Regions from separate parts of the Mus musculus genome. Here all the other regions are linked to region 3. Evidence: chromatin contacts called from ENCODE Hi-C data. All regions are on one chromosome and are shown on one strand. The core of a region is the stretch at or near the end of the contact, and the rest is flanking DNA. Distances in the headings are between cores, read along the strand shown.

Region 1 (4,277 bases), core at 1,471-3,970, 130 kb after region 3:
ACACTTGCCCAAGGTCAGAGGCAAGCCCGCCTCCCAAGTATGCTTAGTCTCTACAAGAGATAAGAGCCTGTCTCCTACACAAGAGTAAGGGAATCATTTATCAGGAAAACATGCTTGCTCTGACCAAGCTTTCCACAGACTGTTCACAGATCTGCCCACTACTTAAAACAAAACAAGGCATACTTATAGTTGGAAATGGTGGGATACACCTGCAATCCCAGTATTAGGGAAACTGAGGCAGGAAGATGGTGAGTCCCAGATCACTTTGACTCAGCAAAACTGAGTTAGCTTGATTCCACCCTAAGTCCTTCACCATGACTATTCTCCCCATTAGAAGCTGATCAATATATAGGTTATATACATATTAGAAGCTAATGACTATATGTCTTCCTTACATTCTACCTAAGAACAGCAGCATATTAAAAGCACTGGGGTAAGGATGATGTGGATCATTACACAGCGTGAGAGCTAAACCTATTCATATGTGGCCATGAAGTCAGCTCTCTGAAAAGGTTCCATTTATTTCAGTTCCAGACCAGGTCAAAAAGAGGAAACATAAAAATAAAGGCATCGAAACAGCTCTGCAGTTAAGAGTGCTTGCTGCTCTTCCAGAGGAGCCAAGTGTGGTTCCCAGCACTCACATGGGGCAGCTCACAACTGCCTCTAAGTCCTGTTCCTTGGAACCAATGCTCTCTTCTGGCCTCTGTGGACCCTGACACACGCATGCAGGCACGCACACACATATGTGTGCACATGCGCACAAACACCTATTTTTAAAAAATAGTAAGATTAAATGGAAAGGTATTTAAATAAGTACTTAGATTATAGTAAAAAATAATACCTGCTAAATAAAATACTGCATTGAGAACCTTTTCGAGAGAGTTGCCAGTGGAGAGAGAAGAAGGTAAAGGTGGGTAGCGGAGAGAATCTTTAAACTAAAGTTGTTCCCATTTAGTCTAAGGGAAGCCAGACTCAGGATCCTTGATTGGTCGAAGTCAGTCAGTCCTGGAGTCTCAATGCTGCTGTCTCTAATCCTAACACACTCTCTCCCACCTCCTGCAGCAATGCCTTCCACCACTGTTTCCTGTGGCTATCTTTTCTTGTTTGTTCTGGTTTTGTCCTTTTTAGGTAGGAGGCAGAAGGCAAAAAAAGAAATTCAAGAGTCTGCAGACAAAGATGCCTTGTAACAAAGATACAGTGTCTTACTGCCTAAGCTCCCAAATGGGTCACTCATCCTGAACAATGACAGCTTTAGATGGCATTTGTGTATTTGGGGATCCCAAAAGCTTTTTTAAAAGCTGAACTTATAAGAAAATAATCATTATAGGAGACACACAGACTGACTCACACTGAGTGTGTCCTGAGGTGTGCCTTCCCCAACGTCCCCAGTGCACTCCTGCCCCCAATTCCAGGCCCATCACAGCAACCACCAGTAAGCAAGTGTCTGCCTAGAATCTGTTCAGCCATCAGATAAAAGACTGTTTCCAGGTCTAGCTTAGGAAATGGTACTACTGAATAAAACTTCATGAATAAACTTACCAGGGTCCAGTCTAACCTGGCTGGAGCCTGAATAGAGAGATGTAAAAGGGGTGGAAACAATTCAGCTGGTACAGTGTTGTCTAATTAGTATGCATGAGGCCCTCCATTCCGTCCCAGCACCAAATAAACAGGGTATGGTGTTACACATCTGTAATCCCAGCACTTAGGAGATAGAGGCAAAGAGGGCAGCAGTTCAGAGTCATCTCTGACTACACAGGCCATGCTGAGCTACCTGAGGCCATGTCTTTAAAAAGAAAAAAAAGAAAAAAAAAATCAAGACAAAAAATGAGATGTAACTACTAGATAGGGGCTCACAGAATCTGTATATAATCAAATAGAATATATTTAAAAGGTCCAGTGGGATGAAATATCTGGTAAAGGCACTCACTGCTAAGCCTAACTACTGAGTTCTAGTCCCAGAGCTCACACAGTGGAAAGAACCAAGTCCCACAAGTTGTCCTCTGACCTTCACACATGTGCCATATACACACAAAGTAAATGTAAAAAAGTCAATTGAAAATTCAGGTGGCATTTTAATATTAAGTATATTTAGTATATTAAGACTTTAAGATAGCAGCGAAAAGTTCTGAGGTGAACATGAGTGGGACATGAGCCAGTCCCACTTGTGGTTAAGCAGAATTACTGAGCCCTTGCCATGGGCCATGTGTACCACAGATAAACTAGCAGGCCCTCTATCTCACTGCAATGGGGCCTCTGAGAGTTAAGTCCCACCCTCAGAGGAGCTGCCTAGATACAAACAGAAATCTTCACAACCAGTCAAGCAGTGCTGGCTTACAGGAAGTGCAGGAGGCAAGGGGAACTCTCAACAGCCTCCACCTGTCCCATATGCTGCAGACAGATACTGGCCAGAGCAAGCGTCCTGGCTACTGTTATCAAGGACTACAGGCCATCTACAGCTCTCCACTCAAACCAGTTTTCTAAGGAACTCCCATTACAATAAAGAGGATATGGCAACATTTATGTTAGTTAGCTGATAAATTCACTCACTAAGGAACAATTTGTAACTACTGGGTATATCTAGGTTAAGCTTTTATCTCCAATGCTACAGGCACTGAGGTCACCCAGAACTTGGACTTCGAGCCAGCCCCTTGAGAGGAGCAGCAGTGTGTGCCTGGATAAACAAACACTGCTGTTCTAGCACCAGGTCCTCCCAGGCACTAGGCCAGGCTGCCTTTGTTTGGGTCCTGTTTCCTGGCTTCTGCTAGCCGGTTACCTCCCCCTTCTCTTAAGGCAGACACTTAAATGCCTATCTTATGTTTTCAAAACCATTTCCTTTACAGATCCTCATTACTGAGCCTTTCAAGCCTTCTCTGCTATCTCCAATGCTTATCTCTGGGCTGGCACGCCTCTTGATAGGCTGCCATTGAGTCTGAGTGCAGTCCTGCAGTGAGTCAGAATCTATCTCCACACCCACCTGGTGAAGACTGTTCCATCCTTCTCTATAGACAGTCTGCTCACAGGAAAACAACCTAATGTGTGTATCTTCAAGATACTTCAGGACCAGAAGCAGGAAGAGAATGCTCCAAGTTCACACTCCCCAATGTAGCTGGCTCATATTTTCCCTTCTTTGATTCCAGAGCTACCTACCAGATGTTATCATATAATGCAAATTAGTCACTGCTCTAAATTCTGCTCAGCACCTTTGGAAACACCCTGTCTGGGGTGGAGCTCTGCAGGGGTCGGGGCATCTGCCTCCAGGCCAGTCACCTCTGCAATCCAAGATCCCGGGCGGCTGGTGTGGTCCACCTCTCCTCCTGTGGACTGGGAATGACTATCCTAGTGCAGCTATGGCCAGAACTGAAATGTTGCCAGGAAAAGTGCTGCTGTAAGCTAAAAGTAGAAAGCAAGAGACTCGTCCTCCAGGGGATACACTAGGAAACTTGCTTTCCTACTGGAACACTATGCAAGGGAATGGAATGAAAAGTTGGCATACACTATTCAAATAAAATACCACCTTAAAGCAATGCCTACCGATTCACTGGGGTCCATCCTTAGCTCCACTCTGCCTGTGACTGTTCAATAAGAATAAAGGTACCGATGAATTATGCAATAACATTATGCAGCTTGACTGAGTAAAAAAGGGTAAAAAGATGTAAGTAGAGATGCAAGCCAAAGTTAAGAGTATAGTGAAGACAGAACAAAGGGCAGAATGTCTCTACGTAAAAAGTTACCGGACACTAACATTCCTCAACCTAGACAAAGTGCCTGAGAATACAAGAAGCATAGGCACGTCCATTTCAGTCAAGGAAAGCCCACATTTGGAATTTCCATGCAGGGAACTACATGGTTAGTAAATGACAAACTAATATATAAGAGCATTCATCTGAGAACCTCTGACCTATTCAGCAGACAATGAATTTAGGCAGAAACCAGCCGGGTGAAATAAAAGGACACGTGCTTGCTGACTGGGTCCCAGGGCTAGGGCCAGCAGAGAGGATGACAACTCAGACTGAGTTCTGCCACAAAGACAAAGCATCATCAAGCATTTTGACCAGCTTCCAAAAGTCTGCCCTTCTGGGCCTGTGGCTCATTTTCACCCTGGACGTGCAGTAGCAAAGCACAAGAAAGTAAAGCAGCAGCAGGTGCCACCAACACCTGCGCACTTCCAAACCAGCCCCAGCCCCAGCACCACCGCCACCGCCACCCTCCAGCTCACTGACCCGCATCAAAGCCCTCTCAAGCCCTCTCTGATGCGGCAAGTTTGTAATGCAGCTGAT
Region 2 (4,084 bases), core at 141-2,640, 240 kb after region 3:
AAAAAAGATTTATTTATTTATTTATTTATTTATTATGTACACAGTGTTCTGCCTGCACTTCAGAAGAGGGCATCAGATCTCATTATAGATGTTAGCCACCATGTGGGTGCTGGAAATCGAACTCGGGACCTTTGAAAAAATAATCAGTGCTCTCAACCTCTGAGCCATCTCTCCAGCCCTTATAGAATCTTTTACTTATAGATTTTCATAAGCACATTTTTGTGTGAGTGTGATTGCTTGAAGAATGGCAGGTTTGCATTTTGAGCCATCTGTATGCTTGTAAGGCAAGACTAAATAAGCATTAGGTAGAGTGCAGTACCGAATCCCTATAGGAGTACTACCTGTAGATTTGCAAAAACCACAGCTCTCAGCTTAGAGGGTATAAGCAAGCCTGTTCTGGAGCCATTTTGAATAGCTGTGGCCCTGTACAACACAGATTTAGTTTACCCCAAACTCCATGTTCCAACGTGGAAGCAGTTTCATGAACTTTTCATAGAACAAAGAAAGTCACAAATCATGATAAATTTAAAGTACCTTGGAGGGCACACCAGAGAAGCAGGCACGGTGAGAGTGGGGAAAGCTTTTCAAGATGCTGTGGGACATTCTTAGCCTTTGGATTGGTGGAGGCTAGTTGTCCGTCTATCTTTTAGTCACAAGAGGTTAGTTTGGTCACAGAAGTGGGCAAGGAATGGCTCTCCAAGAGGGGTTAGAACTGGCCCAAGATAAGGCAATTAGCCTTCAGAACAGCAACATTCTAACCTCTCTGCAGAACTGAAATTCTAATCAGTCAAAATCAGTCTCTGCGGACACAGCTTCCCTCCCCCCTCCTCTCCAGGAGGTTTTATTCACAATCTTTTTTTTTTTTTTTTTTTTTTTTTTTTTTTGATCCTGGCAGCTCTTGTGTCCAAAGTTACAATCTGGCAAAACTGTGAACGCTCATCTGACCACCCCTTCTAGCTGAGCACCTGTAACGAACCGCTCCAACTCTAGGTTTCCTTCCCTTAAAGACGCAATGAAGAAAGGATCTCTTTATAATACCGAGGGAGAAATCAAAACAAAAGGCGCGGGCTGCGGTAATCTGCCGGAAGTAAATCGAGAGAACAGGCTTCCTTCAGCGGGCAGTCGTCTGCTTTTCTGCCCATCTGAATATTTGTTAACCTAATCTCTAATATTTGCCGCTGTCAACTTTCCCAGGGTCAGGCGCAGAGGACGAGCCTTAGGCTGCTCTCTTTCCGGGTGGACCAAATTGGTTTTGCAACACCAACATCCAGTTTCTTCGCAGTCCCCATCATCTCTTTACTCCCTCTGAGGGGCTCATTGGTGGGCGGGGCCGGATCCCGAGCCACGCTGTGATTGGCGGTGTCTTAGCAACTGCAGCGATGTGGTTGTCAACAGAAACTGGACTCCCGCAACTCTGTGCCCGAGGCGGGGACCCTTCGCCAGCATCAGGGGGAGTCACAGCCTTGTCCAGCAGTGGGATGCTGGCCGCGCCCACCTCCTGCTCTGGTTAGTGAGGCCCTGGAGGGTGGGAGGGTCGCTGACGCACGCAAGCCGCCTGGCCTCGCAACTGACAGATTACTTACTAAGTGGGGGATACCATCCTTCTAGACCAGATCTTCCAGGTTTCCAACTGGTTGTGTGAGGGAAAAAACAAGTTTGTAATTTCCGAGCTGGACCTCGCTTCTGCTGGGAAAGGGCAGTGGCCAGGCCGCACCCACTTGAGAGCTGGATTTCAGAGTCAAAGTCGCAGACGTGTGCGAGCCCTTCTTACCCAGGGCTCTCCCCCCACCCCCACTCTTTGCAGAAGCTCAGCTCCCTAATGCTTGTCTATCCAGAGGCCAAAGTTAGTCAGAGGACATAGCATACTGATCAGTATATTAGAAACTCATTTCTGAGAAGCAATGATCAAAACTTAACAATCCAAACTCAAAGCGATCTTCTTGAGTGAAAGGTTTGAGTCTGGAGAAAGCCTCTGCTTGCCTCTTGGTTTTTGGGGGCATTCACATCACTTTCACTTTCTAATATGGACTTTTAACCTCATGTAGTTGTTCTTCTAATCTTCTCAGAAGTTCTCCATTTCTTTTCTTCTCGGCGATGACCTAACAGCCCCACCCCCACCCCACGAGCCCAGTTTTCAATTCTTGGTCCTGTTCTCAACAGTGTGTCCCACAGACCATTTCAATCCCTTAACCCTGCCCACGTTTATCTGAGGCGATGCTCTTAGCCTAGCTTTGCCTTTTAAGGATAGAAAGAATAAGACTGTTAAGAATTGTAACAGGATACATCAGGGAACTTCATCCCAGCTTCCTTTCTTCCCAGAAGAATCAGAGTTCAGAACTCCCACAACATACCTCCCCATCTCCTACCCCTCCATACTACTCCCTCCCTCCCTCCCCCATGCACAGATTTCTTTTTTTAGAAACTAGCAAGGATGAAGATTGGAGGTGTTGATCATACGTTTACCAAGGATCCAAATTGAATTAATAGAGTCTAAGTTAGACTCTGGTCCAGGGCTTGTAAGAACAGTGACTGGATTGTTCTTGGCTTCTCACTATGGGCAGGTGCATAGCAGCCGACAAAGAAGGGCTCTTAGCGTGATCCCAGTCCTCCTGCCTCAGTTTCCTAAGTGTTGGGATGAAAGGTCTTATCCATCTTAATCTTCCTGCTGTCCTGGGAGCTTTGCCTGTCCCTGGCACTCAATGGCTCGATGGACAACTCCAAGTTTTTAGGACTGCGGACAACCAGAGGTGGTGGTATATATACTTGTAATCCCAGCACTCAGGAGGCTGCAGCAAAGAATGCCACAAGGTCAAGCCTGGTCTGAGCTATGTAGTCAGACTCTGTCTCAAAATACCAAAACCCAAACCAAAACAAAAACCTTACCACTGGTAACATTATTGCACACTATAAAGCAGACCTTGCCAGTATGTATCCTCTCTGCCTCAGAGGAAACTCCCAAGTAACCACAGAAAATAGATAGCATAGCCACACCCAGAAAACAATGTGTCTTGTGTTTAAAAGGATAGCTACTTCCTGATCATAACTTTTCTAGGACCCGATCTTTGCCTTGTTTGAGAACAATCAGGATTTTCTCAGCTGCTATGAGTGGCTGATTTAATCCATCTCAATAGTATAGGTAGTGCCTGTTATACAGTAATGTGGCGGGGGCATTCATGTAGTTTGTCCTGGTAGCAACCAAACTTCTGCTTAGTCTAGAGAGGACAGACCTGGGTCTGAGGCTACAAGGATGAAGCCTCAAAGCAAAAAGTAGGCTTTGGTGGCTGGGGAGACACTCAAGGTTAAAAAGAGTAGCTGTGCTTCCAGAGGGCCCAATTTTGGTTCTCTGTTTGTAATTCCAACTCCAGAGAGTCCAAGGGATGCTGCACACATATGGCAAAAAGACAGACATACAGACACAAATGCAAACTTTTCAAAAGGTAGAGTTGCTCAGGTAGCTTTAGAGGGTTAGTGAAGGGAGACAGTCTCCACACAGGCATCGAAGTCTCCAATCCTCAGGCTTCCTAGCTCTTCATTCCCTGCTGGGAGACACATTTTCTCCATTTCTTTCCTCTTATTCTCTGGCTGCAGCTTCACTTTCTAAGTATCCTCAGGCTATAAACCCCCAAGGCAAAGATCTGAATTTGAATGACTCAGACATCCTCTCAGATCTGATAAAGCCAGTCTCATCTTAAAAATTAACTTTAAAAAAGTCACCCAAGTCCCCATAGAGGCTGGGACTTGTGTTGTCACAAAGTTGGAGAATTCAATTGCTTTGTAAAGGATCCAAGCATGTGTCCATTTCAATTTAACTGAAAATGTAAGCAAATTAAAGAATGTTTTTCTTTGGCTTGAAAGCCAAAGGCATGAGTCTTCTAACCAGTCTTTACGGTTATGAAAGTCTGTGAGAAAACCTTACTAGGGAAGTTTGTATAAAAACCTCCCCTTTAAAAATCTAAAGCAAGTAAATACCCCCAGCGAGAAGAATGGAGGAGGTATGCTTGTGGGAAGAGAGAGATTAGCCAGGTTATTTTTCTTAGCTTCTCTTGTTTCTATAGGAACAACAGAGGCCAGATCTTGCTACTGT
Region 3 (3,991 bases), core at 1,169-3,668:
GGAGGCCAGGGTGGGTTTGAGTGCTAAGGGCTGTGTATGTCAGGGGCCTCAGCATCCCAGATTGGACACCATGGGCTCTTTTGTAACAGCTACACACCAGGATCAATCACCTGGAGAGGCTTTTACAGACTACCTGCTCCCCTCCCCAGCCAGCTGAAACAGGTTTTCTGGCCTCTTTAGGGGGTCCTCACACCCAGTTCTTATACTTGTCCTGACTGGGTTGTTGCCAGTGTCTGCCCCACACCTGCCCCGGCCCGCCCCCACAGTCACAGCTAGTCCATATCCCCAGGGTCAGTTCAGGTAGAGTCCCACTCAGAACTCCCCAAGTCTTACTGCCTCAGTTTCCCTACCCAAGAAATAATGGAGGGCATACCCCAACAGGTGAGGTGAGATGGAGTCAGGATTCTAATGGTTCGACTGTGCCTGCCACCTGTGCCCTCAGCGAGATTGGCTCCTCCCTCAGCAGCAAATCAGTGCCTCCTTCCCTTGGCCAGAGTGACTTGGGGATGGCAGGGTGCGGGGGTGGGGGGGCATATCACACTTAGAGCCAATGAGAGGTGAGATTTGCTGGGAATTCTGGGGAAGTAAAGTTTGTTGTTATTTGTGGTGGAAAGCCAGATGCTCTGGGAAGGTTCTGGAAGTTTTGTGAGGGTCACAGGAGAATTGTTAAATGGGGTTGAGGGCAGCGAGGAGCCCCGGAGCCTTGACACACGCACATAGGGTCAGCAGGACAATGCTGAGACAATAACGTTAGATCCAGTACAGAGCTTAATTTGGTTTAACTATTAGTTTTCATTCTGTACTCCTAGGTGCGTGCGTGCGTGACGGTGCGCCTGTCTGCCTGCCTGCCTGCCTGCCTGTCTGTCTGTCTGTCTGCGTCTCAGGAGTGAATTGTACATGCTTTCAGGTGTCTGGGAAGGCCAAAGGAGCTGGAATTTCCTGGGATTGTGATGTCTGACACAGGTGCTGGGAATCGAACTTGGTTCCTCTAGAAAGGCAGTAAGCACCCTTGAGTGCTGAGTACTTCCCTACTCTGCCTCATTTTGTGTTGAAGATTTACTGACGGGGCTGAGATGAGGAGGTTATAAGTTGCAGGCGAGCCTGGGTTCCATAATGAGATCCTATATCAACAGCACACACTCCAAACAGGCAAAAAACAAACAAAACAAAACAAAAAAAAACTCAAAAAACCAGAACAAAACCAAGCGAAAACCCCTTAGCAGTGCCTTGAGAATAGGGAGATATGCGTTTTTCATTAGAAGGTGACGTTACTACTGCATATGTAAGCTGTATTACTAATTCATAGACAATATTAAAACTTAAACAGTCTTTAATCTCTTTAAAACTAATAAGTTGATCAAGAAAGAAATTTCCTCAGTGGTAGGATTTTGTGGCTGCTGGAAATGGTTTCTTTTGCAAATATTTCAGTTGCATTAAAATTCACTTGTTATTGGATAATTATATATTTTAATTAATTAATTAGTTTAATGCATGTGAGTACACTGTCGCTGTCTTCAGACCAGAAGTGGCATCAGAGCCCATTACAGACAGTTGTGAGCCACCATGTGGTTGCTGGGAATTGAACTCAGGACCTCTGGAAGAGCAGTCAGTGCTCTTACCCGCTGAGCCATCTCTCCAGCCCAATGACACATATTATTGCACAAACGTTTAAGAAAATAAATACGTTTTTGTTTTTATTTATTTTATCGTCTGCATCACTAATTGGTTTGGTATTAAAACATCCACGTGGGTATCTAGTACACTGGGAAAGGCTTGGCAATGACGGAATCCTCTGAAGAGGTTGTAGTTCTAAAACAATGCCACAAGGTGGCGCCACAGTAAAAGCAAAGGTGGGCTCAGTTCCTGGCACAGGGCGCTCACCTGTCCTTATTCTGGCAGCTTCTGGCTAGGGAACAGAATCCAGACTCGCCTCTGATCTTCAGCCGTCAGTTCCGCCGCCTGCAGAGGGTTCACTCCAGGCCGGTTTGCAGGATGCTTCTTGCCAGCCTCTGGGACCCGGGCTCCGCACCCTCTCGCAGAATACATCCAGGCTCTTGCGCCTTTGTATTTTAGCGTAGCCCTCTGCTTTAGTGTGGCACGCTTTTTTGCTGTTTATAGATTTAGCCCCAGTTGCCCCGGGGGCAGGTTGTTTAGCCCTCCCGTGCCTCAGTTTCTCTATGGGCGCGTCGACTGAAAAGGGAAAGTAAATGTAGAAAAACCAGTGGGAAGATCTCAAAGGTACCGGGAACTACAAGGACGCTTAAAGCCCTGACGCTTGAACCTGGCTTTAGAGAGAAACCCTCCCATTTTCTCTGCCACCAGCAGCCAGGAGGAGGGGGAGGGGCAGCAGCAGCCTAGGAAAAGCGCAGAAGAATGGTTCAGAGTAAGGACTGAGCCCACCGCCGCCCCACGAGGCTGTACGGAGGGACATCTTTCTTTGTTCCTTTCCAGTATCATCTGCTCCTGCAGCCCCGTCCCTCGGTCTCACAGACTTCTCTTAACCACAGGTTCTGCTTTGCCTGTGGATGTCGCCCCTGATCCAGCAAGACCACGACATTCTGTAGCTGATGGCTCCTGCCTTGTACTCGCAGCCTTTACATGTCCGGAGAAGAAACGACTGCGTGACTCAGTCACCATTCAGTTTCGTGGCTTTATTTTTGCACCTGTAAATGTTTTGCCTGCACGTACGTCGGTGCATCCCATGCGTGCTTGTGACTATAGAGGTCAGAAGAGGGTGTCAGGTCCCCTGGAGCTAGGGGTATGGATGGTCGTTGGCCACCTTTCAAGTGCTGGGAACAGAACTTACTCCGCCTGCTCCCCAGCCCCCTCCCCCGCCCCCGTTTTCGTTTATTTGTTTTTGAGCCGGGGTCTCCTGAAGTCCGGGATAGCCTAAAAGTCTGTGTAGCTAGAGGCGACCTTGAACTTCTGTTCCTCTTGGCCTCCACTTCCTGTGGTGGGATTACAGGCAGGGGCCAGCATTCTTAGTTTTATGGGGTGCAGGGGAATGAACCCCAAGTTTTGCACGTACTAGGTAAGCTCTCCCCCAGCTTGCTCAGTTTCTGGCTCAAGCTGGCCTTCAACTCATGCGCTGTCTGCCTCAGCCTCCCGAGTGGGTCCCCAGTCTGCACTGCCCATTAGGCTCACTGTTGGGATCCCACAGCCTATAGGGATGGGACAGGGCCTCAGACCAAGTGGGTTTGGAGGTGGCATGGCTTTAGGGACAGCTATTTTGGACTTGGGCTCTGGGGGAAACTGGGGACTTATGTCTGTAGCACCTGTTAAGCTGAGAGTCTGAACTGGGTGGAGCCAGCTGATGAATAGATACGGTGGGCGATCTGCAGGCCCCACGGCTCAGGACTCTGGTGGCTGATTTGTGGGGGGTGTAGGGCTGGGTGGTGACATGTCTCACCATGTGAGCTTCTGGCATCTCCTCCTCCACTGGGTCTCCACAAGCACACACACATGAACATGCATATACCACACATGTACCACACACATGAGAAACGCGTCTATTTTTGATGTTGTATATGCATGTCAGTGTGGATTTGCGCACTTGAATGCAGTGCCCAGGGAGGCCAGACGAGGGCGCTAGAGCCCCTGGAGCTGAAGTTAAAGGTGGTTGTGAGCCACCAGATATGGGTGTCAGGAATTGAACTCCAGTTCTCTGCAAGAACATGCTGCTAACTGCTGAGCAGGCTCTTTAGCTTCTCAGAAGCACAGAGAGCAGGGCGAGGAGACGGTTCTTGGCAGTGATGAATACTGGAGAGAGAAAATGCATGAGCCTATTTCACCAGGCGATAAATGAGCCAAATTCATCCCGAACGGCTAGGGAGGATTATTTGGCCATAAAAGGAGTGAAATCTGGGCACCTGCTATAATATGTGAAACCTTGAAGCATCATTCGAAGTGAAGTAACCGGACCTTACTGGACGGGCCTTGTGCTCCCTTCACGTGGGTAGTCTGGGGCAGCCACAGAGTGGACTAGACAGAG

What was found. A loop is a pair of places that touch in the nucleus more often than their neighbours do.
Region 1: a map of v-Abl transformed pro-B cells shows a loop between it and region 3 (2.5-fold over the local background). The contact joins two enhancer-like sites. A Hi-C loop is called at or near these places in 1 of 37 maps with a recorded cell type or tissue (v-Abl transformed pro-B cells).
Region 2: a loop to region 3 is called in a map of v-Abl transformed pro-B cells, with 3 times the contacts of the local background. The contact joins the promoter of Vwa3b here to the enhancer-like site in region 3. A Hi-C loop is called at or near these places in 1 of 37 maps with a recorded cell type or tissue (v-Abl transformed pro-B cells).

The regions. Positions count from the first base shown.
Region 1 is chr1:36,917,603-36,921,879 of GRCm38, forward strand. All of the region lies in intron 1 of Tmem131 (transmembrane protein 131), which reads right to left. Among named protein-coding and RNA genes, the nearest start is that of Tmem131, 20 kb to the right of the region's middle. Within about 2 kb of position 2,721, at least 3 of the 3 ENCODE cell types and tissues checked have a DNase peak (open chromatin) inside an H3K27ac peak, as active enhancers do.
Region 2 is chr1:37,027,923-37,032,006 of GRCm38, forward strand. Vwa3b (von Willebrand factor A domain containing 3B) reads left to right here and starts at 1,391. Exons shown (of 28, transcript NM_001370828.1): 1 at 1,391-1,506.
Region 3 is chr1:36,783,004-36,786,994 of GRCm38, forward strand. No RefSeq gene overlaps it. Among named protein-coding and RNA genes, the nearest start is that of Zap70, 23 kb to the left of the region's middle. Within about 2 kb of position 2,419, at least 1 of the 3 ENCODE cell types and tissues checked has a DNase peak (open chromatin) inside an H3K27ac peak, as active enhancers do.